3 separate regions of the Homo sapiens genome follow, and regions 2 and 3 are each linked to region 1. Evidence: chromatin loops called from intact Hi-C (ENCODE). Cell type or tissue: A673. All regions are shown on one strand.

Region 1 (8,000 bases):
GTTGGCTCATCTATTCTGAACCGTTTTTTGAAAACCGCAGAAGTTCATTTCTCCGATACTTCTCATCCATTTTTAGCCTCTACTAAGACATAGCCATCGCCACGCGGTCAAAGAGGTTTTTATGCCATCTCCTTCACTGCCTGAAGCGGGGGGCGGGTGGCTGGGGGCAGGGCATTGCCTTTTGTGACAATAAGGCAAAATAAATCTCCAGGCAGAGTATTCAAATCAATCCTCCTGGCAAGTCTCCTTCTCTTGAAATGTTTGCTGCCTATATATTTCTGTCTTCAGATTATTTCCAAGTCCGTTGGCTTGCCTTCAGCACTTAGGGTCATATTTTGGTTTATCCTGTGTGTGTCTCACTTTGGAGATTAATGCACCTTAATAACACGAGAGTGAACTGTGATGAGACACTTTTTAAACTTTGCCTTTATACTGCCACAATAGCAAGTATTTTGCTCCAACACACACACACTCACACTCACACAAACACATATGCACACACATGCATGCACATTCACACTCACACAAATTCATGTGCACACATGTGCACACACATGCATCACACACTTGCATGTTCCTTAGCATGGAAAGGTAGTCTGTGGTTGTACATTCCTAGCAGCCAGTGGAATTGTACAGCTGTATATATATTTTTTGTCATCAGTAATCAGTTGCCAAGGAGTTTAATGTGAGGGATCGGGGTATGATGTGGAGGAGAGCATTGTGATAATGCAGCCTGCCTCCTCACTGGGTAAATAAAGGGGCTGTGTACACCCATGCCGACCTCCGTGCCTGATGTCCTATCCCAGAGCTATCTTTGCATTCAGAATATTCATAATACTCTCTTAGTGTGAACAGCAAATATCTGGCTTTGAGGGCAAAAATATATATGCGTGTAAAGGAGAGAAGCAGAGGGAAAAATACATTTTCAAAACAAGGACCAAGTAGAGCCCTCATGGGAAGCCTTTGAGAGGCATGATTAGCATACTTCCGAGGCTTCCCCTGCCCCAGCCGGCCTCTTTTGGCTGCACAGAGAGCATTTCCACCGAGCTGCACTCAGACGGGGGCTCTCCAGCGCCAGTGGATGCTCTAATGTACTGAGAAGTCATAAATATGGAATACGCTGCACCGCTGCTTCCATTTCCTGTATTTCAGGGATATGGGGGAAATTACAGATGGTGGCACAAGTAGTGATTAGAAAGATGGAGAAAGAAGTGTCAAAAAAGAAAAAAGAAGAGATTCTGGGGAAAAAAGAAGAAGAAAAAGAAAGAAACAGAAAAAAAGCCAGGAAAAAAAGAGGGAAGGCAGGAAGGAAGGGAAGAAGGGAGGGAGGAAGGAAGGAGAGAGTGAGGAAGAAGTGGGAAAGGAAGGACGGAGTGGAGAAAGGAGGGAGGAAGGAAGGAGGGAGAAAGAGAAGAAGGAAAAAGGAGAGAGGGAGGAAGAGATGAAGGAAGGAAGAAGAGAGGGAAGGGGCAAAGAAGGAAGGGAAGGAGGGAGAAAGGAAAGAAGAAAGGAAGAAAGGAAAAAGGGAAGGAAGGAGGGAGGGAGCATTTGCTGTTCCTTTAGAACTCATTTTGCATCTGGATACAGCAGAAATACCATTTCCAGGAGAAGGTACTGAAGACAAGCGCCTTCTTCCCATTGGCAGGGGGCAGGAAAGGAGATGGGCTTATCTAGGTGATGATATCCTCTCCTTGGGGAAGGTTCTGGTCTACTCTGGCTGTGGAAAATCAATTGAGTTTGCGCTTTTGGCAAACCCCAACTCCCCAAGAAAATTCTCAAGCTGCCAGCTACCCCACACCCTGCAACAGAGGTATCCCAGAGGCAAATTGTTTTTGAATTTTCTAGTGGGGGATTAGCTTAAGAGGCAGCAGCAGAAAACTATTATTTGCAACCTTGGTGGCCCACCTTAGGGTAGCCCTATTTAGATACCATTAAAAAAAAAAAAAGGAAAAGGCATATGTTTGCAACAGAAAAGCCAAAACAAAGCTGAATAGGTTAATGAAATAGCATCTGAAACATAGCCATATTAGAGTTTTGCCTCTGACCTGCCCACCTTCTTGCCCTCTCCCCCATTTTTGAATCCCCCTGAACTCACTTTTTCTTTTATGCTTTCATTGGGCTTTAATGGTTCCAGAGATGTGGGGTTCATTTTTGCTTTGTGTGCTTTTTTTAAATCTCATCTTTTCTCTTATAATATTCCTCCTCTAACTTGCCCAACGTGATTCATTTCTTTAAGATCTTGTTTTATTTTTAAGTCATCAATTACTCAAACTTTGTGGGCCTATCTATCCTCAGCCATCTGGACTCCATACCTTATTTTAAAGCATGTTCAAATAATGACAACCTTCTTTTCTCAATTAATTTATGGGCTGTGGGGACCATTTTTCATTTGTTATCATGCACTTCCATTTGATCTCTCATATCTTTCTTCTGCATCTGCAACCATGGTGTATAAATCTTCCACCCCGGCATTGTCATGGTGTCCAAGATATATAGGTATAACTTCCTATTAGTTCCACAAAACTGACCTTAATTTCTAAAAATGGTATCAGATGTGAATAAAGTTTGGTAAGATGATTTGTTTTGATTTACTTTGTACCACTTATCTTTGAGTTTTCTTCCTACTTTTCTTTTATCTAATTTAGACAGTAAAGCCTTGCAAGCCGGGTTATGGTTTATCCATTACCTCCCTGCCGACGCTGCTCCTTAGAGAGATAGGGCGGGGAGATTTTTGGCTGTGGATAATAATAATGTGGACCGTGGACATGCTTGAGGTTGGTTTGTGTTGTTTTCTATTTAATGCAAGCTGACCTGCAAGCTTCAATATCTTCTATTCCAAAAATGTGAATATTTTCAAACAGCATGACTATATCAAGTTATTAGATATTGGATCTGAGACTTGCATAATAAAATTAGACATGCAGATCCAAGTATCTTTTCTCTTCTGCTGCTCAGTTGACAAATAGGAGTATGGAAAGACCCAAATCTCTCTCCGATCATTAGGGGAGGCTCGTTTTGGATTTCTGAGGGGCTGTGGCTTACAAAACAGAATCTGTGTATGTGTGTGTGTGTGTGTTTTGTTTTATATAAACAGACTTCCGTCCAAACTAGAGAATGCTAATTAAGCAAAAACCATGGCCAGATGTTTATTAACACATCTCAGGTTCATGGGATTTGGAGACTGTGCAGTTTTCATGAACTAATTTAAAAAGGGAAACACCTTTATACCTTTATTGGAATAATCGCCAATTATAATTGTGGACTTTGCCTATTCTTTTTTGTGCGCGTGAAGTGGGTGGGCGGGGGTCCCTCCTAGTTGAGAGATGAAGAGCCTGCCCACATCCTGGTGCATCTGGCTTCAGCCCACACCCCAGCTTTGGGTGTGGCCTTTCAGCCTGCCCCGCTACCCACCCCCCGACACACACACACACACACACACACTGAGCTCAGTGGAATCGAGAAACACACCCACGTAGACACACAAAATAAACCCTGGGCAGTTTGGTATGCAGCGTCAGTTGGTTTTGGGGTTTTGCCTTTGTTTCCTTTAATCATATTGTGAGTTTACCTTGTGCCCAGCTCCATGAGTACCTATTGGTATGGAGACTATCAGAGAGGACTCTTTGCCAAGCAGTGGAGCGTCTCTGGAATGCCAGCAAGCAGTGAGACAGGAAGAGGGGCTGTCAGACCACAGCATGGTGACTTCACTCTGGGCCCCAGATTCAAACTGTGGAGTAATAAAACTGAATAGCACCATATAAAACTCCGCATTTCATAAGACAAATATTGCTCTATGCATTCCTGTCCCTTGCACTATGTTAACTGTAGGAAGAAATGGAAACAGTTTTAGTGACCCCCTGGGACCTATAAAGGCTATTTCTGAGTCTGAATCTTGCTGTTTAATTTAATCATTTATTATATTAATATTCAAATGGGCTGCATCTTATTAGCTACTGCAAAGATGTTAGTATGTCTGAAATAAATACCTAATTATGCTTTTGAAGAGAGGGGTTCTAAAGACTTTGGTATGTTTGTGCTAATAGAACAGTTCATTTGCAGATTTTTCTGCAGAAATCAGCAGTTTGAGGCTTTTTTTTCTCTCTCTCTCTTTTAAGAAAATAAAAACAAGGATTGAATATCCACTGAGAGGTTTCAATAGCAGGTCCTAGTTCCACCAGCTCCCAAAGAGCCCTGGAATTACGAGGTTTTGTTCTCTGCGCCCGAGTGAGCGTCCATCCCGGAATGACCAGCACTTTCAGCTCAATAACACATTAATACAATTAACTGTTTTAATCAAATGACCATGAAATTAAATATGTTCCTGTTGGAAGAAAAAAAAAGGATATCCTCTTGGAAATATATTTTTTGAGTCCAACATGCTAATATATTTCTTAACATGACTGTTTCATTATTTTCCGTTTGCGTCTCATCTCATTTCTCTCTCTCTCTCTCTCTCTCTCAATGTTTCTTTCTCTCTCTCTCTCAATTCCCAGTGCAAAATCAAAATCGTATGTAGGTCATTGATTTTTACATCCACAGACAATGGACACCAGCAACTTGCAGAAATCAGACCGTGCCATTTGGAGAGAGTGCACAAAACATAACGCCACATATACTCTGGGGTGGGGGGAGTGGGGGCCCAGGAACCTGCAACTCGGTCTGTGTTGAGGCCAGAGTCTGGCAGGCTCCATACGGAGTCCATTTTCCTAATGCTGAGCATTAGCTTCATGAGGATGGATTATGCTGCTGGCGTAATATACACAAACGGTGATGATAAATTGTAAACTAAATGTATACACTGCAATTGGAGCAGTGGAGAAATTAGTGGTAAGTGCAGAAGTTACAGTCTGAGAAACTGGGAATTACACATTACTATCTTTCTAAAGTAACTGCCACTGGATCCACGATCACTCTTATTTTTTATTTTCTAAGATGGCTAAAATGGTATGTCTACTAATACCCACTTATCTGCTTCACTTTTTTTTTTTTTTTCAGATGAATGTTAAAGCCAAAGGTTAAAGTCCTAAGTAAGTGGCCAAGACTGCTCCCATTGACAGGGATGGTCTCAGTTCCCCCCGGTTGACCTCCATTTAACCTTTAAATTGACCTTGAATGAGTTTATTTTCCTTCTCTTCACATGGATGGCAGTCCCATGGGAGGGGACCCTCTTTTCCTGGGTGGATAATTACATTGTGGCTTTCAACTGCACTGCACTTGGTGTCAACCCTTGTTGTATTGACGCACCTCCTTCCTGGGCACTGCCCACACACAGCCTGTGTGCTGCCGCTGTGCATGCCATGCCATCCCCTTCCTTCTCTTCTGCATACCTTTCCCTGCACACCTGCTGGGTATCAGGTCCAGGTAAGCATTGTGGCACCTAAGGCCTCTGCCCTCAGAGAGGTTTCTTTCTAGCCCATTTGTCCCAACTGTTGAATTTCATCAGGAGCATGCCACAGTAGAGAATCAGTGACTGCTGTGGCAGTACCCAAGCATGACAACGGAGCCTGTTATTGAAGGAAGACAGCCTGGAGGAGGTGACAAGGGTCTCTTGTGCCAGCCACTGTGCTTGGTGCTGCACTAATCTGTCATCTCAAGTCCTCCTGGCCAGGTGGGATAATGGGTGGTTTGGTTCTCTGTCTTCTCCACGAGACAGCTGGCCTGAGGCTCAAATGGCAGGAGAGGTTCCTGAACAGGACAGGGAGAGGCCATTGTGGGAGGGCAGAGCTCTGGCCCTGGTCCCCTCACTCCCGTTCTCCACAGAGACCTAAAGGAATCATGAGTCCTGTGTAAAAGAATTCATACTTAACTTACCTGGCCAAGGAAGGCTGCTGCGAAAGGCTGTGATGCAAACCCATCAGGGTGCTCTGAGACACCACAGCGGGGCCAGGGGCTAGAGACCCAAGGAGAAGAGGAAATTCACAAGCACTGGCTGGTCTGCACCATTTCCCTAAACCTTAGGCCCAGAGACAGAGCACCTCCTGGGCATGAGTTTCTCAAGGCTGTCTGTAGGACCCCGCATCTCCTATGGAAGATAGATTCCTGGGCAAAGTCAGGTGGACAGAGGAACCGAGAAGGCCCAGGGGGCCTAGGGGCTGAGGCTGCCAGGGGAGGAGGAGGAAGGTGAGGTTTCTGTTCCAGAGGGTTCCAGGGACTTCTGGAGGGTTCCAGAGTGCACACACCAGGGTGTTCCTCCTTGTTCCTGGTGGCATTAATGGTCTGCCTGTCTCTGGCTACGGGAGAAGGCCACAGGGGCCTGTACGTCCCAAAAATTTCCCTCTAGGGTGGGAGAAGGAAGGCACCCACCAGTCCAAGCATCCAGAACAGAATAAAAGGTTGAGCCGTCACTGAAGCAACCCATGGGGTTAATCGGCTCATTTCATTCATGGGGTTAACTGGTTTATCTCATGCTTGTTATGTTTGTGTCTTCCCATCACATGCAACTCCGCTCAGAAGTCCTCCTCACACCAGCCTGCCTTAATTTCCCCATGTGAAGTAGCCCTCCTTCAACTCTCCATCCCATCACACAGAGACATCTGAAATGTCTTGTTCATTCGTTTACTTGTTTATTTTCATCTCCCTCCCATCCCCCACCCTGAATTCAAGTCCTTCAAAATAAAAGCCAGGACTGCTATAGTATTTCACAAAATGAAAATGCAGGCCCTCTTGTTCAAAAATTGTTACGAATTTCATGAATGTTACGAATGTGATGGTGACATTAGAGCAGTAAACCAGGGAAAGGCCCTTTTAAGTGCAGGATTCTGATTGAGGACACAGATAGCACGGATTGGTGACCTCCTGGAAAGGACCCGTCCAGCCCCAACTAGGTCACCACCGGGCCCAGAACAGTGCCTAGCAGACAGCGAATGCTCAATGCACACTGAAGAATGGACGGTGCAGCCGCCGCCACCCCGTAGGGTGGCACTCTTCTTTTCACCATTACCAGAAGAGACCAGGCATCTCCTGGTGTGAGGCAGGGTGATTGAATGAATGAATGAACAAAGGAAATATCTGAAGCATAATCGGGCTTAGAGAAGGGAGAGATTATTTCCATTGCACAAGATGAGACAGGGCTTCAGGGAGGAAGGGGAGCTCTATTTTTGACAATACGTATATTTAAATAGGGGAGGAGTGGGCATTCCAGCCAGAGGCAGAAAGTGTGGAACTGTGGGGCCCCATCTGTGTTCCGGGAGCACCACTGGGATGTAATGTGGGGTACGTACGAGAATGCAGTGTGAAATGCCCTGGTGTTGGAGGCCTCCCTCTTTTCCTCTCCAGTTTGAGCTGGGACTTCCCTTGGAGATCTTCCCCACAGCAGCCAGGCAGTCAGGCAGCCAGGTAAGTCCACGGGTGGGACCAGGGCTCGTAGATTCCCAGCTGGCCCCAAAGCAGGGCTTTGGATGCCAGAGGGAGTGAGGTTAGGATTTGGCAAAGAGAAATTGATTGTCTTAGGCTCAAGGACGTCCTCGTTTTCTCGGAGAGTGAGGTGTCCTAGAGAGCCGGCTCAGTGTGGCCGGCCAATACCCGGCCTCTGTGGCTGTCATTCATTCATTCATTACTCATGGAGGTAGGTGTATGATGGAAAAGCCTGTACTATGTGCAAGTTATTTTAAGGGTTTCCAAAAAAGTTAAAACAATGATTTTGCAACTGAGGAAGCCACAGTCCATGAGGATGAGTGTTACAAAGACAACAAGAAGCAAGCAGCACCAGAGAGAGCTGCCGATGTTGGGCTGCGGCGGTCGAGAGGAGTGAGGCCCTGAAGGCTGCCATCAGGGAAAGCCTCTGGTCTGCTGGAAAGGCTTCCTGAACATCTCCAAGTCCAGGTCAGGGATGGCCTCAGAGTCTGCTCTAGGGGCCTGGCTCTCTGGACCACTGTCCTGTCGGGGGGTCCTCCATACTCAGTTTCCAAATGGGTCCTTCCAACAAGAAGAGTGGCACTCCTCTCCCCAGAGATGATCCTGCCGACCGGAAGCACTACCACTGGGGATTATTAGGCACTAGC
Region 2 (8,000 bases), 150 kb before region 1:
ATTTGTTGGGTGTGAATGGTCTTGACCCACTTTTGACTCAGTAACTCTCTTTATACCAATCTGATTCTGGGTAGATCTGTCATATGACCAGACAATTTTGAAAAGGTATTTGGGCTAGGCGTGGTGGCTCATTCCTGTAATCCCAGCACTCTGGGAGGCTGAGACGGGTGGGTGGCTTGAGGTCAGGGGTTCGAGACCAGCCTGGGCAACATAGTGAAACCCCATATCTACTAAAAATACAAAAAGTTATCCAGGCATGGTGGCACAGGCCTGTAGTCCCAGCTACTTGAGAGGCTGAGGCACAAGAATCGCTTGAACCTGGAAGGCTGAGGTTGCAGTAAGCCGAGATGGCACCACTGCACTCCAGCCTGGATGACAAAGAGAAATTCCATCTCAAAAAAAAAAAAAAAAAAAGAAAGAAAGAAAGAAAGAGAAGAAAAAGAAAAAAGAAAAAGTATCTGCAAGGGATAGTTCTCTAAAAGCAAAAAATGAAAATAAGGAAATAAACAGATTGGACAGACAAATCACAGATGCCTATATCTGCTAATATATGTGACCTTAAAATTTATTGTCTAAGATGTTTTTGAGTCTGAAAGGGGTGCTGTGACTACTTATGCCAGGACACCACATGTAAATAGAGACTTCCCAGAGCAAATGAAGACATATGGTCACCTTATGTCTTGAACACAGGGTGTTCAAGTAGAGATGTTGACTTGTGGTTGGTGCTCAGATGGAAGGCAAGAATGGAATATAGGATTTAGAGCGGTTAGCAGGGAAGTTCTGATGGAATGGTGTATTAGTCCATTTTCACGCTGCTGATAAAGACATACCTGAGACTGGGTAATCTACAAACAAAAAGTTGTTTAATGGATTCACAGTTCCATGTGGCTGGGGAGGCCTCACAATCATGGCAAAAGGCAAAAGGCACACCTTACATAGTGGCAGGCAAAGAGAAAATGAGAACCAAGCAAAAGAGGAAACCCCTTATGAAACAATCAGATCTTGTGAGACTTGTTCACTACCATGAGAACAGTGTGGGGGAAACCACCCTTATGATTCAGTTATCTCCTACTGGTTCCCTCCCACAACACGTGGGAATTATAGGAGCTACAATTCAAGATGAGATTTGGGTGGGGACACAGAAACCATATCAAATGGTATGGGAAGAAGTGGAATTGAAGGAGTCGAAAGAGTGGGTTGAAGATTGAAAGGAGGTGAGGAATTGGGGACAGCATCATATGGACACATTGCTTTTTTTTTTTTTTTAAGATGGAGTCTTGCTCTGTTGCCCAGGGTGAAGTGCAGTGGCATGAGGTTGGCTCACTGCAACCTCCATCTCCCGATTCCAGTGATTCTCCTGCCTCAGCTTCCCAAGTAGCTGGGATTACAGGTGCCCATTAACACACCCTGCTCATTTTTGTATTTTTAGTAAAGGCAGGGTTTCACCATGTTAGCCAGGATGGTCTCAAACCCCTGTCCTCAAGCAATCCACCTACCTTGGCTTCCCAAAGTGCTGGGGTTACGGGCATGAGCCACCGTGCCCAGCTGACACACCGCTTTTAAGCCAGATTGGGAAGGGTAAGGAGATAAGGCAACAGCAGGAGGAAAATGAGTGAGAGCAAAGGAAATGAATTTTAAGACTGGGAGACTAGTGGAAACTGTAAGCAAAGGAATAGATATCTGTTGATGGAAACTGTCAGAAGGCAGGAGGGAAAAGGCCCCTCAGGAAGGAGAAGGGCGAACTTCACCTTTGTAACTGAAGGAAGGTGGGGGAGGATGGGGAGGTGCAGATGGGCCGATAGATTCTGTCATGCAAGAAAGAGATGCTCCTGTTCCTATACGATGGCTTCTCATTTTTCCATAAAGTGCAGGACAAGGCTGTATGCCAAGATTGGGGTTTGAGGCCATAAGATGCGTTGAACATGTTGCTGTGGTAAAAGGGTTGGTGAACGAAATGCACCAAGACTGTTGGGCAATGTGACAGGCTGAGATGTGTGTGGCAATGTGAGCCAGCTATGGATTGCAGCGTCTCTGCCAAGGCTGGGGGAAATATATTCAGCTTATCCCCCTAGGCTTGTTTGCAGACCACTCCTTTCATTCCCTGGGACTTCAAAGAGATTGTCACATCTCCACCGTCTGAGGCTGACTCTGGGGCCAGGCTTCCTATAATGCCATTCGGGATGCTCAAATGATCATGCTCTATGGGCACCTGAAGTAACATGGCCTCACTTCTAAATGAATGGCAGCATTTGCATGAAGGAAAAACATTTTTAATGCCCCCTTTTCTGATTTAGGAGGTTGCTGAAGTCAGGGTGCAGTAGAATTTGCCATAATTCACAGGTCTGGCCTCCTCTTCTCCAGAGGCCTCCAGCCAGCACATTGCAGTGTTCAGAAGCTGCTCTTGGGTGCTCAGGGGGAACAGGGGCCCTGGGGCTTCTAGGCCGTACATAAAAGCTGAAGCCTTTGTGTGTTCATCCTGGCTGGTAATTTGCCATTTAAGAAATTCACATTGGACTTTATCACCTCCAGCTCTTGAGCACAATGTCTTTTCTTGATAGAAAGCTGGTGAATCAAATAAAGTTTTTAAATGAAAATATTATAAAAGAAAATTTTGGTGGATTCCCCTTGTTTTATTGTTTTTAATTTTTTCTAGCACCAACATAAAAGGATTTCTCTTTGGTACACAAACTACTTACTGGGGCTGCTGAATAGCAATGATATGATTTAATATCTAGAGTGTCCTCAAGCCCTAAGGCTAGAGTATTAGAATTGGAGGTAGCATTGACCCACCACGTCTGGCTTCTGTGAGGTCCTGTGCCATCCACATAGGTCTGCATGATTAATACTTAAGAGATTATGTCCTGGGAGACATGTATGGAGACATCATTGGAGTGGTTGTCTTCACAGCAAACGTCACTTGAAACTTCCTTTTCCCCCTTCAGAATACCAACGTGATTATGCATTGAGCTGTTGCTATTTACAGATATCTTAGCACAGAGAGCATTACACAGCCAATGACACAGAATTACAACCATCTAGACATATGGTTTGGATAAACAAAGCACAAAGCACAAATTAACCATGGTTGACTATAACTCCCGCTCTCTACTCCCTAGGGAGGGACTTTAGTGAAACTCCCAGTTGGAGAAAGCAATACATATCAGAAAGTAGAGTGCATACAGCATGGTTTAGACAAATGGTAAACCTTATTTAATGCTTTTCATGGTGCCAGAACACAATGGCACCAACCTGTCTAGCAAAAGTTATATCTCCGTGCCAGTTTCCTGTAAATAGTAACTGTACTCCTACCGGATTCCATGCCTGTGTGCTCCAAGGCCAAAGAATGCCTTTCATTTTTCATCACCTTGCTTCTACTTCCTGTGTCCAAAGGCCTGGTTGCCGAGTGCATCTGGATGTTAGAGCTGCAAGGAGTTGGACGCAAGTAGCCTCCTCTGAGTAAACACCCTTCAACTTCCACTGTGGTCCTTCCCCTCACTGAGTGGCCCATGCTAGTCTATAGGGAAGAACCCCCATCACCCCCACCCCCGCTCCAGCTAGGACAGTCAAGGCCTGAGCTCATCCAACCCCACGGGTGCCATTAGGAGTGGGAGGATTCTATTTGCTGGCAGTCAGCATTCCCCCCACTTTCCATATTTTATCTTCCATGAAAAATTCTTCCAGGACAGGAAACTTTCTGTGTGAGGTCCTTGGCCCCATCATTGACACACGAACCTTATAAACTTTGTTTGACAATAAAGAGTATAATATTTGCTTTTCATAATACATGTGCATCGCTTTCCAAAGGAGAGAGCAAAATAAATAAATAACTGGAGTGAAAGGCTTCTACTTGGCTTGAACACTTGTACTGGAGTTTTTCAAAAGGAAAAAAAATCCACAGAACACTTAGCTAAATATATACCTACTTTTTTTTTCTTGTCTTTGGTGACTTTTCAGATGTACATAATGTATTTAGTTCTCCCTCTCTCTGTCACACACACACACACACACACACACACACACACACACGTTATAAGAACTAAAATTAGAGTCCATCATTCACAGACCTACCTGGGAGAAGGTATACACATGAGGCCCCACAAATACAGAGGGCTCTACAGTGTCAGATAAGCCTTAAAGACTTAATATTTTATGAGTTGGTAAACCTTTGATTCTTATTATTTTATTAGCTGACCCTAATATTTTAAGTGTACACCAAAAACAAATTCTGCTCCATGAGATGAGCAGAGGAAAAATCTACAGGCTCAGATGTCCAAGAGAAACAGGGCTTCCATCAGTGTGACAGGGACATGGAATCTCTAATGCCCTCTCAACAGAAATCCTAGCTGCCAACCTCCTGAGCCTCATGGTCATCTTGAGTCAAGGGAATTGTGTGAGATCCACTCAAGTGGCCTTGATGGCTTTCTTCTTGCAAAGGTTGGGCAGGCAGCGGGAGACTCGCTGACCCCACATGGGTATTATTGACATGTCTTCTTGCTGTCATTTTCACATCTCATTTCTAACCCTCTGAAGTGAATAGGGAAGACTACTGAATCACTCTCTGTCATGTTTATATGGCAAAATAGAAATGGAGAAGGACAAGAGACGAGATTCCCAGGGCAAAGCTAATGGACTTACCAAGGCCACTTACCTGGATTCAATAATTCAAATTAACTCCATTCAATTCAGCAAATATTTTCCGAGTACCTCCTATGAAGGAAGTCCCTGTGCTAAGCCCCGTAGAAGATACAGAAAAGAAACTGAAGCTGAAGCTCCAGTCCAGAGGGAGAAACATTTAAGGGTGAAATATTCCTGAGAGCATGGCAGCTGGAGAGGGACAGGAGGTCCTGAAGGAAGGAGGAATCCATTCTGATTAGTACTGGGGAACAGGAAGATGGGAACCTTGACTTTACTCTAGAGCCTTTGAAAGTTTTTCCAAGTCTAGGAAGGTTGTGAAGTGTGTACCAAGTCTCAGTCCTACTTGTCTCTTTTCATCTCAAGAGTCAAGTGAAAATATCTTCAAGCATATTGAAAATAACATCTGGTCACATGCGTTTGACTGACCCCATTCCCATTGTGGACTCCAATATATACTGGATGTGTTTCATTTTGCTTCTGTGTAAAACAGATTCTACTAGCCCATAAAGAGGGATTTTACATTTAGTCTTCTGTGACGTTCATTAGTAACATGTTCCATATGCACTTACAGATGTACATTCTACAAATTGGAATTCTTACAGTCTAGCTATAGATGAAGAAAATTCATGGGAAATCTCTATGAGGCTCAAAGAATGGATGGGAAGGGTAAAGACCCTGGCTTAAAATAGACTGCAACCAAGGTATAGCTGGGGTCCAGGCAAACTCAACCACGTACACTGTCAGGGGACCATGAGCTCCAACCACTTCCTGACCTCATGTCACTGTACTCCAGATTCAAAGTCCTGGGGCTGAAGAGAGGCTGGTTGCAAAGGTCCCATTCTTGACACCTTGGCTTGCAGTCTTACAAGACCCAAGACAGAGGGCGAGGTAAACCTTTCACCTTTCAGAAGCACATTAGGATGCTATTATTGAAAGTAAGGTGAAGGGATTATGAGTCACCAAGCCACCAGGAAGTGCACCATATTTAGTGGGCCAGATACCGTGTTAATGCTAAGATAATAAACTCATGGACACTGAAGCCCAGCGACAGGCCACCATTTTGTGTTAGGGAGTAGACATGTAAATAACTTACCACCAAACATGGAAGAAGAGAAAGCATTACAGGAGAGGGGAGGTGAAGAAGGAACTCCAAGGGAGGTTGGAGGAGAGACAGTGGTTTCTATTCAATGTGCCCAGCTAACCTTCAGATGATATCGTGGTGATGCTGTGGAAGGAATGTGGAGTGTATCTGATGACCTCGGGCACATGGCTGAGGCCGGGAGTGGATTTAGGTCAGCCACCAATTTGACATAAGGAGAACTGCACATCCATGTTGGAGTTATGACATGTGTTTTCTGTTGACTTTGATTTGAAGACACCCCACCACCTATTCCTTGACACTCCTGTGTCTCAAAAAAGTGTCTTTCAAGGTATGTGTATCACTGCACTCATACACATGCACATATCTATTGGAAACCCTGGCCCAAATTGGCTTTCTATCCACCACCAAAAGAATTCAGCATCCTTTTCTTGAGTTTTCATTGCACTTTACCCTTACCTCTAATGCTACACCTGCCATGTTAAATTAAAATTATATTTTGCAGATAATATCTTGTCCATCATGGCATCCCCTGTGTCTGGCATAGTATCTGATACCAAGTAGGCATGTGACAGATGTTGGGTGAATATACATAGTTGAGCATACACATCTCTGATCTTAGTCTTGTTACTGCTGGTGATAATAAACATTTGTAATTAGGCATTTTAACTAGTTTGGCATCTATGCTGTTCTTATGTAACTACTTTTGGTGGATTTGCCTGTTGCTTTCTGTAGCTGCTTCAAAAGGAAGTGGTGCACATTTCAGTCTTCATTGAAATTTCAATCCTGGAGTCATAAATATTGCTATGTGCTCACCAAAATCTGTTCCTTCATCTTTCTGAGCACACAGCTAGACTACATTTCCCAGCCTCCTTTGCAGTGAGGTGTGGTCATGTGACTCGGTGTTAGCCAGAGGAAAGGAAAAGGAAGTGAAGTGCACCACTTCTCAGACTGGCCCTTTAAAAACCTACCCTGTGATCATCCTTCCTTACCTGCCAGCTGAATAGAAAGGGCGCCAAGGCTCTAGCTACTAATAGCCACTAATCATATGTTGCTATTTAAATTTGAATTAATTTAAATGAAATAAAAATGAGAGACAAAGAACTATCACAGTCCCAAGTACTCTTGATTTCTTCCCTTCCCCAACCCAATGAAATAAAAATAAAATGTGAAATTGAAGTTAGATGAGACCCAAAATACATATATAGAGAGACAAGGGGCAGTGAGAGACCTCAGTTGCTGTCTAACTTACAACCTGTCGCCCTTCACTTATTCATCTCTTTACCTTTCTCCTGCAAGTCTCCCATACCATCATGGGGCAACTTTTGGATGACAGATAACTGGATTTCAATCTTGCCTTTGGCATTTCCTTGCTATGTGATTATTGTGTTTTTATTTAATGTTTCCAGGCCCCTGTTCCTTCCTCTTAAAGTTGCAGCCGATGCTTCTCACTTCAGTAATCAGTTTGACAAAAATAACATACACCAATGTGGCATAGTTATAGTTCCTCTTAAATCTATCTCTCCATTTTTATTTCATACAGATATCCAGTTGTTCTACCACTGTTTGTTGAAAAGGATTTTCTCCACCATCCATCCACCTTGGCCTTGACAAGGTAAATGGGTAGTGGGAGAAATCGTCTTTAATTGATCTTTTTCCAAGAGATCAGTTGAAGACTATTGATTAAATTGATCAAATAATCAATTGATCAATTGATCTTTCCAAAGATCAATTGAATATATATATTTTAATGTAATCAAATTCCATATATATTCAATTATATACTTATACACATTCCAGATATATTCAGTATACATTTTGAATATACATATATATTTTTTATATATATACATATATATATCTATACACATATATATTCACTTCTGGACTCTATTCTGTTTGTTCCATTGATTCATAAGCTAATAGAACTGTCTTAATTACTTTCCCTAATTTAAATACCATAAAGTAAGTCCTGAAATGAGATAATAAAGGTTCTTCAATGTTTTTCTTCTTTAAAAAATTAAATAAAATTAAAAATTCAGTTCTGCCATTGCACAGGCCACATTTCAAGTGCTTCATAGCCATACATCTTTAGTGGCTATTGTATTGGACAAGGAAATATAGAACATTTCCATCACCATAGAATATTCTACTGGCCAGAACTGCTCTAGAAGAGGGTAAAATCACAACAGAGAGAGAAGCCAAGTCACTGAACAAGTTTGCTTCAAGTTTGCTTGAAGCAAACTTCTCACTGCCATCATTACCA
Region 3 (8,000 bases), 78 kb before region 1:
AGGAGAGGGAATTAATTTTACACATAGTCTTTCTCTTTTGTAGAATGTTTCACCAGAGTTTAGAAGACTTATAGTCTAGAATGTACATTTTTTAGTAGGAATCCTGAGTGCCATGTTATATTTTTTCCTAAACATCTTTTTGACGAACAGTAATCATGGTAGAAAACTGGCCTTTATACATCAGTATCTTATGTCACACGGTATCATCAACTTTATGCAACACCCAACCGTAGTAAACAGCTGAACTCCAATGGCAGGATTAGTATGATTCTAACCAGAGTTCCTGATCCATGAAACCATCCAGTGAGATAATTACACTGAGAAATGAGTCATCTAAAAGACAGCCTAAATGAAGTTGTTATATTGGATTATTCAAATGCTTAACAATATTCAAGTATTTGTTGGCTTGACAAATCCATTTATATATTTGATATTATAAAATATCCATCTGAATACTTGCACTGTGTGGTCCTAATCATGGCTTCATGACTTTGGGTCCATTGGGACTTTGAGTTGCTTCCATTCAAGGCATGGGTCTGGTGATGGTGCCTCAGATGCCTCTCCATTGGGTTCTGTAAGGTCCCTGGAGCTGCTGTTAACAGTGGAGGTGTTTCACAGCAAGGAAGCACAGAGGAAGTTAGGATCAGGAATGGACTGGGCACTGGACATGGTTAAATTCTGCATTTTTCCATGACAGGATAATCGTGAAGGTTCTACTCCATCCCTAATCAGGAACTCTAGCTCCCTGCAATGACACTGGCTCTTCCCAGGGCCCTAGAGCTCTGGCACTCCTGAACATCCTTGGTGAGGTCCAGCTGCTTGAATACTCAGTCATGTTACAATTATATTGTCTCAAAGCCATGAAAAGGCTGTGAACTCAAGAGGATGTCTTCCACTTACAGTATTTATTTATTCTTCTTCCTTTCTTTTCTAATCACCCCTGAAGCGGCAATCCTCCCACCTCACCCCTTCCACATATAGCATCTCCAACTCTGAATAGTCAGCGAAAAGGAAAAACGAGCTTTCTGGGATGGGCTGACAAAAAACAGAAGCACCTTCCACATAAACATGCACACACACACACACACACACACACGCTCACATATACACATGTTATTGCATGAGTTTGGTTCCTGCTTATTGGAATGGAAAGACACAGTAATATGGAACCATCCATCCCATTCCTGAGACCTAGGACATTCTAGGCAAAACCCAATGGTGCGATTTTTTTTCTTTTCTTTTTCTTTTTTTTTTAAGCAGAATTCTTCATCTGTAGAACTGTCTAGTGAGAAATTTACAGGGAGAATTGACTCTTTGTCTCTACAAAGCCATGAAGGAAAGAGTTTAAGTGATAATTGTATGCACAGTTCAAAATATTTTAAATGAACTTGTTCTCACAAAGAAATAAGTTATGGAGTTAACTTTTGTGTGTGTGTGAATAATTAAACTATTGTCACCACTTTAAATTATCATCCATTGTTAGCTTACATCATTAAATCTTACCTCTTTGCTAAAGAATAATGAAAAAATGCACTTAATTAATAGTTATTGCAAGCTCCAGGCCATTGATAACGCCAGTCTCAGCCTGAATTTCACGAGTGTATTTTTGTTCTTCCCTCTCTGTTGTTGTGCTAGGAAGAGAAGCCCTATGTTTCATCAGGGACGAAACTGATTCTCTTGCATCGAGACAGACTCTCCCTGAAAACTGAGTTCTTCCTGAACCATCCAATCACATCGAGATTTTGTTTCTGTGCAAAGGGGGATGCTGGGATCCAGACTTGAGCCTTTGTTCTCCTTATGGAATTTATGAAACATCCTCAGCTGCTGTCATATAGTAGAAGAAGCTCCTCCCTCAACCATCCTATGTGTACAACGTTTAAACAATTTCTTTGATAATTTTGGGGGTTGAAGACTGGGTGGCTAGGTCAGAAGAAAGGGGATCAGGCCAGGTCTCTCTACTGATCCCTGGAAGAAGATGGCTCATGTTAATTTCTTTGTTGTTTCTATTAAGGAGGTGATAGATTTTTTTTTCTGGATATTGTTAAAGAAGCTTGCCAGGCCTGTAAAGAATGTACAGCATTCTTCAGATGAAATAAGGCCAATCAGTGGAATAATGAGGAAAGTAATATCTCCCTAGAGAGGCTGATGGGGTTTTCATCAAATCAGCCAACCTTTTCCCGTCACTTACACTGCCATGCACTCCAAGCAGGCCCTGTCCGCCTGCCTCCTCTCTTTTCTCCTCTTCGTCAAAACTTCCCTGTGGTTATTACTGATAATGGAATACTTAGGGACCCAGGAAATGTATGTGCACTGGATACCTCCTCTTTCTGAAGAATAACTATTAACTCTTATTTCGTTTATGACTCAACTGCCCCTTACATCCCAGAAGATCTTCAGAAGCCAAGAAGAATAGAAGAGTTGCAGAGATATGGAAGGTCTTCTCCTTGGTGGCCTCTGTTGCCTTGAACTGAAGCTGAGATGGGCAGGCTCCTGATGTCCAGCTTAGATTCTGAGGATGAGCAGGGACAAGATACTAGGGTCCATCTATGGAGGGACAGACCACACCATGGTGGCCCAAGGGGACTTCGGTGGTACAGGTGTGCCCAACGCCCATTCCTTGCTTCAGAACTACAAAAAAAGATACCTGGAAACCAGGTGGCTAAATAGCCCTTTTACCAAACAGCAGGGCCCAATGGCAGAGAGGATTGAAGAGCTGGCCTGAAATATGTGCTGCAAAAAATCTGATTGTGTCTGCCCCGTGCGCTGTGGGCCATCCTGCCCGTAGTGGGGCAGCCATCTCCCTTGCAAGGGACTCCACTGAGCTTCTTAAAGCTGTCTTCCCAGTGGGCAGGGTATCCCCAAAGGCCAAATGAAAAGGGCAGATGCATGTCATGCGATGTGGCCAGAAGACACGTGGATGCACCAGGATATGGTACCCTGGCTGTCTTCTTGATGCACTGGTTGTCCTTTGGTTTTGAACCTCATGAAGACTTTGCCTAATTGTGCTAGAAGATGAGCAGGCACCCAGAGGTGCCCATCCCCCTTGCAGGCCATCAGCATCGCTTTGCCCACTGCAAGCTGAAAGAAGCAAGACAGAAAGAGCCCGGGACTGGCTCCCAGCACACGGGCCTCACGGGCTGACTTCAGAGCATGGAGGAGGCAGTCAGCAGATTCTCCTCTCAGCAACCCGGGCGTTTTCTCCACTGAGGCTGAGGGCCAGGGTCACAAAAGAAGGGGAAAAAAATCACATTTTGCATGCAAAAGTTTTCCAAATTAAACGAGATCCATTCACAGAAGTCCTCCCACCGTGCTCGGCGAATGATTCAAAGCCTCCACATGATTTCATCTGTGCAGACTCTAATCCACTTACTTAATGAAATACATAATTAACATATTATAATTGCAGTAAAGATGGTTTTGACAGAAATCATTTCCCGTATCTAATACTGTGGTAATTTAATCTGTTCCCCACTCCCTAACATGACCCTCTATGATTAAGTTTCATAAGAATTTTTTTGATTGATTGACTCATCTGACGGGCTGGGCCTTGCTGAAGCAGTGTCTGTCAGTTTCCGGGGCGGCATATGAAGTCGCGGCAGATGGCTGCGGCAGCTCTGTGCACTGTCTCCCTGTGTGGTCTCCCGGTCTCCAGCGCTCTTTTTCTTCCCTTCCCCTTCTTCTAAATGCCCTGATAATCCACCCTCGACTCGCCTGAAATGCCAAAGCCGGTGTGTTTCTAGCTTCCGTTCCTCTGCGGTGGGGATGGTTATTAAAGGCAGGGAAGCCCAGACCTACTTGGGCGGGCGGGCGGGCGGGTGGGCAGGCAGTGGGCGCCAGATGCCAGCCTTCCCTCGCACCTGGCTGTGCCCCTCCCGCCTCCACACGCCGAAGCCAGCCTGGCTGCCTGGGAGTTCCTCCGCCTTGTCCACAGGCCTGCCTGAACCCTGTGTGTTGGCCGAAGTAGATGGAAAAGGAGCTCCTCCTCCCTGCACCTCCCACCCTGCCGGCTGTGGCTCTGCTCTGGGGGTGGGGGTGCGTGGCAGACCTTGGAGTTGGGGCGTACCTTGACAGGCAAAGATGCACACTCTACCGGGATAACAGTGAATTCTGAGCTCCTGGATTGCTCCTAGGGTGCTGGATGGGGATTCTGGGACAGTCAGGAGTTTAGGGAGTGATGCTGAAGTTTTGGTCCCAGGGAAAAGTGCTCTCAATAAATAAAATGTAAGGTGGCCCTGGGGGTGGGGAGAAGCCCCTTGCTCACTCTTCCAAGAGCAGGCAGGGCAGAGAGGGTCCCTGCAAAGTGACTTAAAACGTAGCTCCAGCCAGGCACCATGGCTTGTGCCTGTAATCCTAGCACTTTGGGAGATCGGGGAGGGAAGATTGCTTGAGGCCAGGAGTTCAAGACCAACCTGGGCAACATAAAAGAGACACCCACCTCTACACAAACAAACAAAATTAGCTGGGCGTGGTGGCACATAGCCATAGTTCTAGCTCCTCACAAGGCTGAGGCAGAAGGATGGCTTGAGCTCAGGAGGTCAAGGCTGAAGTGAGCCACGATTGCACCACTGCACTCATCTGGGCAATAGAGTGAGACCCTGTCTCTAAGAATAATAAATAAAAAATAATCCTTAAGAAGTTGTTAGAAAGTAGCTCAGTATGAAGGTCTACATCTGCTAATTTCTAAAAGCTTCCTCAAGATTGCTGTTGTGTATTAAGCACCCACTGTATACCAGCCACTTGGGACTGGGGACTGTGTGTTCTATTTAAGAGATCAGAAAATGATTGCCAGTGTATTGGTGGTAGAACCAATCCCAGTGACCCTGCTAGAGATAATGGGGCACTCTTTAAGTGGGGGGCATTGAGATGGGCTTAGAGGAAGGGCTCTTTGAGAGGGCGGAGGCCTTCGAGGGGCCATCTGACCAAGGGGGAGAGGCCAGAGCAAAGGCTCAAGCAGACGAACTCACAAAGACTTCCTGTGTTGGGAAGGAGGACAGGCGTGGCAGTCGGGGATGCCTGGGTTCATAAGTTGCTCTGGCCCCTCCTTGCAGATCACCCCATCACTCCAGCCTCCAGCAGGTTCACCCCAGTCCCTCTGATGTATCCATTTCATTTCCCCCTGGACTGCAGTCTTTTATGGACTGCTTATATCTCTTTACTGGACAGCAGCTCCCCAGAATTCAGGGCTGGGTGACCCAGCATCCAGGAGATGTGTGCACAGTACTTGGAGGGTCTGCAGAATAGAACTTCCTCCTTCCCTTAAACCCCCACCCACCCACTGAGTGAAATGAGTGACCAGAGGAGGGACAGGGACCCCAGATCTCCCTCTCATAGTCCCCCTTTCTATGCCGAGAGCCCAGGCATCAGTTCAGAAGCCACAGTGGCCTGGAGTCAAATTAAGCTTGGGGTGTTTCATGGGGGCACCTGTCCCTTAGCTCTGAGGCCACCTCCAGGCTCCAGAGACCCCTACCCCAACCACTGAGCCCTGGCCATGTGCCCCCTCTTACAAGGCCCTAAGCACTTTAGTCTTTGTGAGCCTCTTCCTCCTCCGAAAAACAAAAACTCAAACTTGTATTTTACAACCACATGGATGTAATGACAAACCACATCTTTGATTCTAAAAATTTATTTTTTTCTTCCCATTTTATTTATTTATTTATTTATTGGTAAAGATGAGGTCTCCCTATATTGCCCAGGCTGATCTTGAGCTCCTGGCCTCAAGCAATCCTCCTGTCTTGGCCTCTCAGAATGCTGAGATTACAGGCCTTTGGGCCTGGCCTCTTCCTGTTTTAATTGGATGAAAACATTTTTTATTCAATGCCCTGAAAGCACCATGGGTTCTAGGTGCTGTGCCTCCTGGAGGAGTCCAACCTGCCACTCCCCAGGCCCAGTCCTGAGGTTGGAGTAAGCACTGGGCCTGCTGCTGTGTTCCCACTGGCCCCATGCTGGTCCCACACTGGCCCCACGCTGGCCAGGGTATGCAGGTGCTGAGACCCAAGGGCCACATGGGTGCGGTGTGGGTTGGGACACCCAGGAATCCTGCCATCCACCTGCCATTTGTGCCTCACTGACCCTCAGCCCCTGGAGCTCCCCTTGGTTGGTTGCTGGGGATTCTGGGAGAATTGAGAATTTAGGGAGTGAGGCTGAAGTTCCAGTCCCTGGGAAAAGTGCCTGCCAGAAGTAAAATGTAAGATGCAGACAGGCAGAAACAGCCCGGCCACACCAGCCCCCTACAGCTTCTTCCCTAGAGCAGGGTCCCCACGTAGAGAGAAAAGGGCATCCCGACTAAGTTTTAGGGCGAGGGTGGGAGTGATTGAGAATGTCTAGGACCACACAAGCGTGACGGCTCCCGAGGTCCCCGGCCCCAATTCTCTCAGCAAACCATGCAATCCCAGGAATTGCCTGGTGGCGCCTCTCCTCTTCTACAAGTGCACGCCCTGACAGCATCTTCCTTCCAGCCCAAGGTGCCCTGCCCTTCTCAGGGTTCCATGTGGCAAGAGCTAAGAGGGCCCCCAAGGAGCATCTTTTATATTCAATGTGATCCGCCTGGTGCCCTCATGGGACACCAGTCACCCAGCGAACACTCTGCTTGAGTGATTCACTCCAGGCCGTGGGCTTCCTCCAAGGAAACCGTGTACATCTCTCCAGGTGGGCGTGTCACCATCTTCATCACGAACTAGTGAGTCCTGTAAGGACAGGAACAGAAGCTGAGACATCCTTATTTCTCTGAATCATAAAACAGAGCCCAGGGGCCACAGTGCCCATAAAGCAGAGTGCTAGGTCCAGGAGTACAAAAGGAAAAGCAGCTTCTACCTGCCCAGTGGTAAAGACTTTCCTCTCTGCAGCCAAAGTGCTCTGAGCCCACACAAGCTATGGAGTCCTTATGTGACTGGAGCTGTCCAGAAGAGGCCAGGTCTGTCTCAGCAGGGGCAGCTTGGACATCAGACAGGGGCAAGGATGGGGTCGTGGCCAGGGAAAGGCAGACTGCAAAAAAGAAATCACAGAGCATGCATGTGCCTACCCGCTGTCCCCCGCATTTGAGCCACAGAGCCCAGGTCCCCTTGCAGCCGGCTTGGCGTGCAGGCCGGGGGAGGGGAGGCTCCGTGTGAGTGGCAAGTGTACATGAACACCACCACGTCAACTGCCAATATGTTATGAGGCCTTAGTAACAATCCGGAGTCTCCGGGGAGCGCTGCTGCAGTTCAAGTGCGCACCAGACAGAGAGAAAACAATTTCTGGTGCCAATAATGCAGCACAGATGAAAAATGTTTTAATATTTGAAGCTGCTTTATGGCAGAAGCGATGACAGTGATGGACTCAATGTCAGCTTTTTTTCCTTAAATGTCATCTTTCGTCTATGAGTTTTCCCTGCTCCAGAGGCATGCAAGCCTAATGCTGGCTCGTTGCAGCCATTGATCATTGATTTTGTTCTAAATGGAAAGCTTGCCAGAAGACTAGAAATTCTGGAATTTATTAGGATTTCTTTAAGAGGCACTTTAGCTCAACAGTTCTCATTACTGTCTTTACAATGTTACTTATTTTTCTTTTTATGTCATATGATTTGTAAAGGGTTGGTACTCAGAGAACAATATACGATTAAACCATTGTGCATGCTGGAGCTGCCGGCTTAGTAAAAAGGATTCTCGGGGGGCTAAATACATATTTGACGAGGAAACGGCAACACGGGGCTATTTTACCAGCAAAATCTGTATTTTGAAATTCACTGATAGGGTTTGGGCTAAATGGTGTTTCAATGGAGGTTTTGATTAAACAGAGTCACTTACAAATTCATACCTCTTAATTCCACACGGAAAGGGCTAAACATTTTTATATTCTGACACCGGGTGCATAAACATCCTGGAGTGGGTACCCCGTGTGGTAGCATGATGGAGAAGGGGCCCACCCAGTTTCCTTCTGGCTTTGGGTGGCTCAGGGAGGGTCTAAAAGCTCGTCACTCTATTTATTTATGGGACGTTACCTTGTGAACACCAAAGGAAAGAGGT

The links. A loop is a pair of places that touch in the nucleus more often than their neighbours do. Peaks named below come from ENCODE experiments on the same cell type or tissue, not always from the same donor. Only the 100,000 strongest peaks of a DNase experiment are listed, where the experiment ranks them.
Region 2: a loop joins it to region 1, with 3 times the contacts of the local background. A loop is called at or near these places in 1 of 110 quality-filtered maps.
Region 3: it touches region 1 in a loop (2.1-fold over the local background); 1 of 110 quality-filtered maps calls a loop at or near these places.

Annotation. Positions count from the first base shown.
Region 1 is chr19:31,067,078-31,075,077 of GRCh38, reverse strand. No RefSeq gene overlaps it. Among named protein-coding and RNA genes, the nearest start is that of LINC01791, 96 kb to the left of the region's middle. In A673, no CTCF peak of the experiment used is centred here; DNase peaks (open chromatin) are centred at 1,067 and 3,777; H3K27ac peaks cover 4,552 bases.
Region 2 is chr19:31,219,392-31,227,391 of GRCh38, reverse strand. It overlaps a transcript of TSHZ3 not described here. Among named protein-coding and RNA genes, the nearest start is that of LINC01791, 56 kb to the right of the region's middle. In A673, no CTCF peak of the experiment used is centred here; DNase peaks (open chromatin) are centred at 3,041 and 6,611; H3K27ac peaks cover 1,543 bases.
Region 3 is chr19:31,145,380-31,153,379 of GRCh38, reverse strand. LOC105372358 (a long non-coding RNA gene) reads right to left here. Exons shown (of 4, transcript XR_935902.3): 3 at 6,811-6,981; 4 at 6,593-6,683. It also overlaps a transcript of TSHZ3 not described here. Among named protein-coding and RNA genes, the nearest start is that of LINC01791, 18 kb to the left of the region's middle. In A673, no CTCF peak of the experiment used is centred here; DNase peaks (open chromatin) are centred at 3,279 and 3,599; H3K27ac peaks cover 1,345 bases.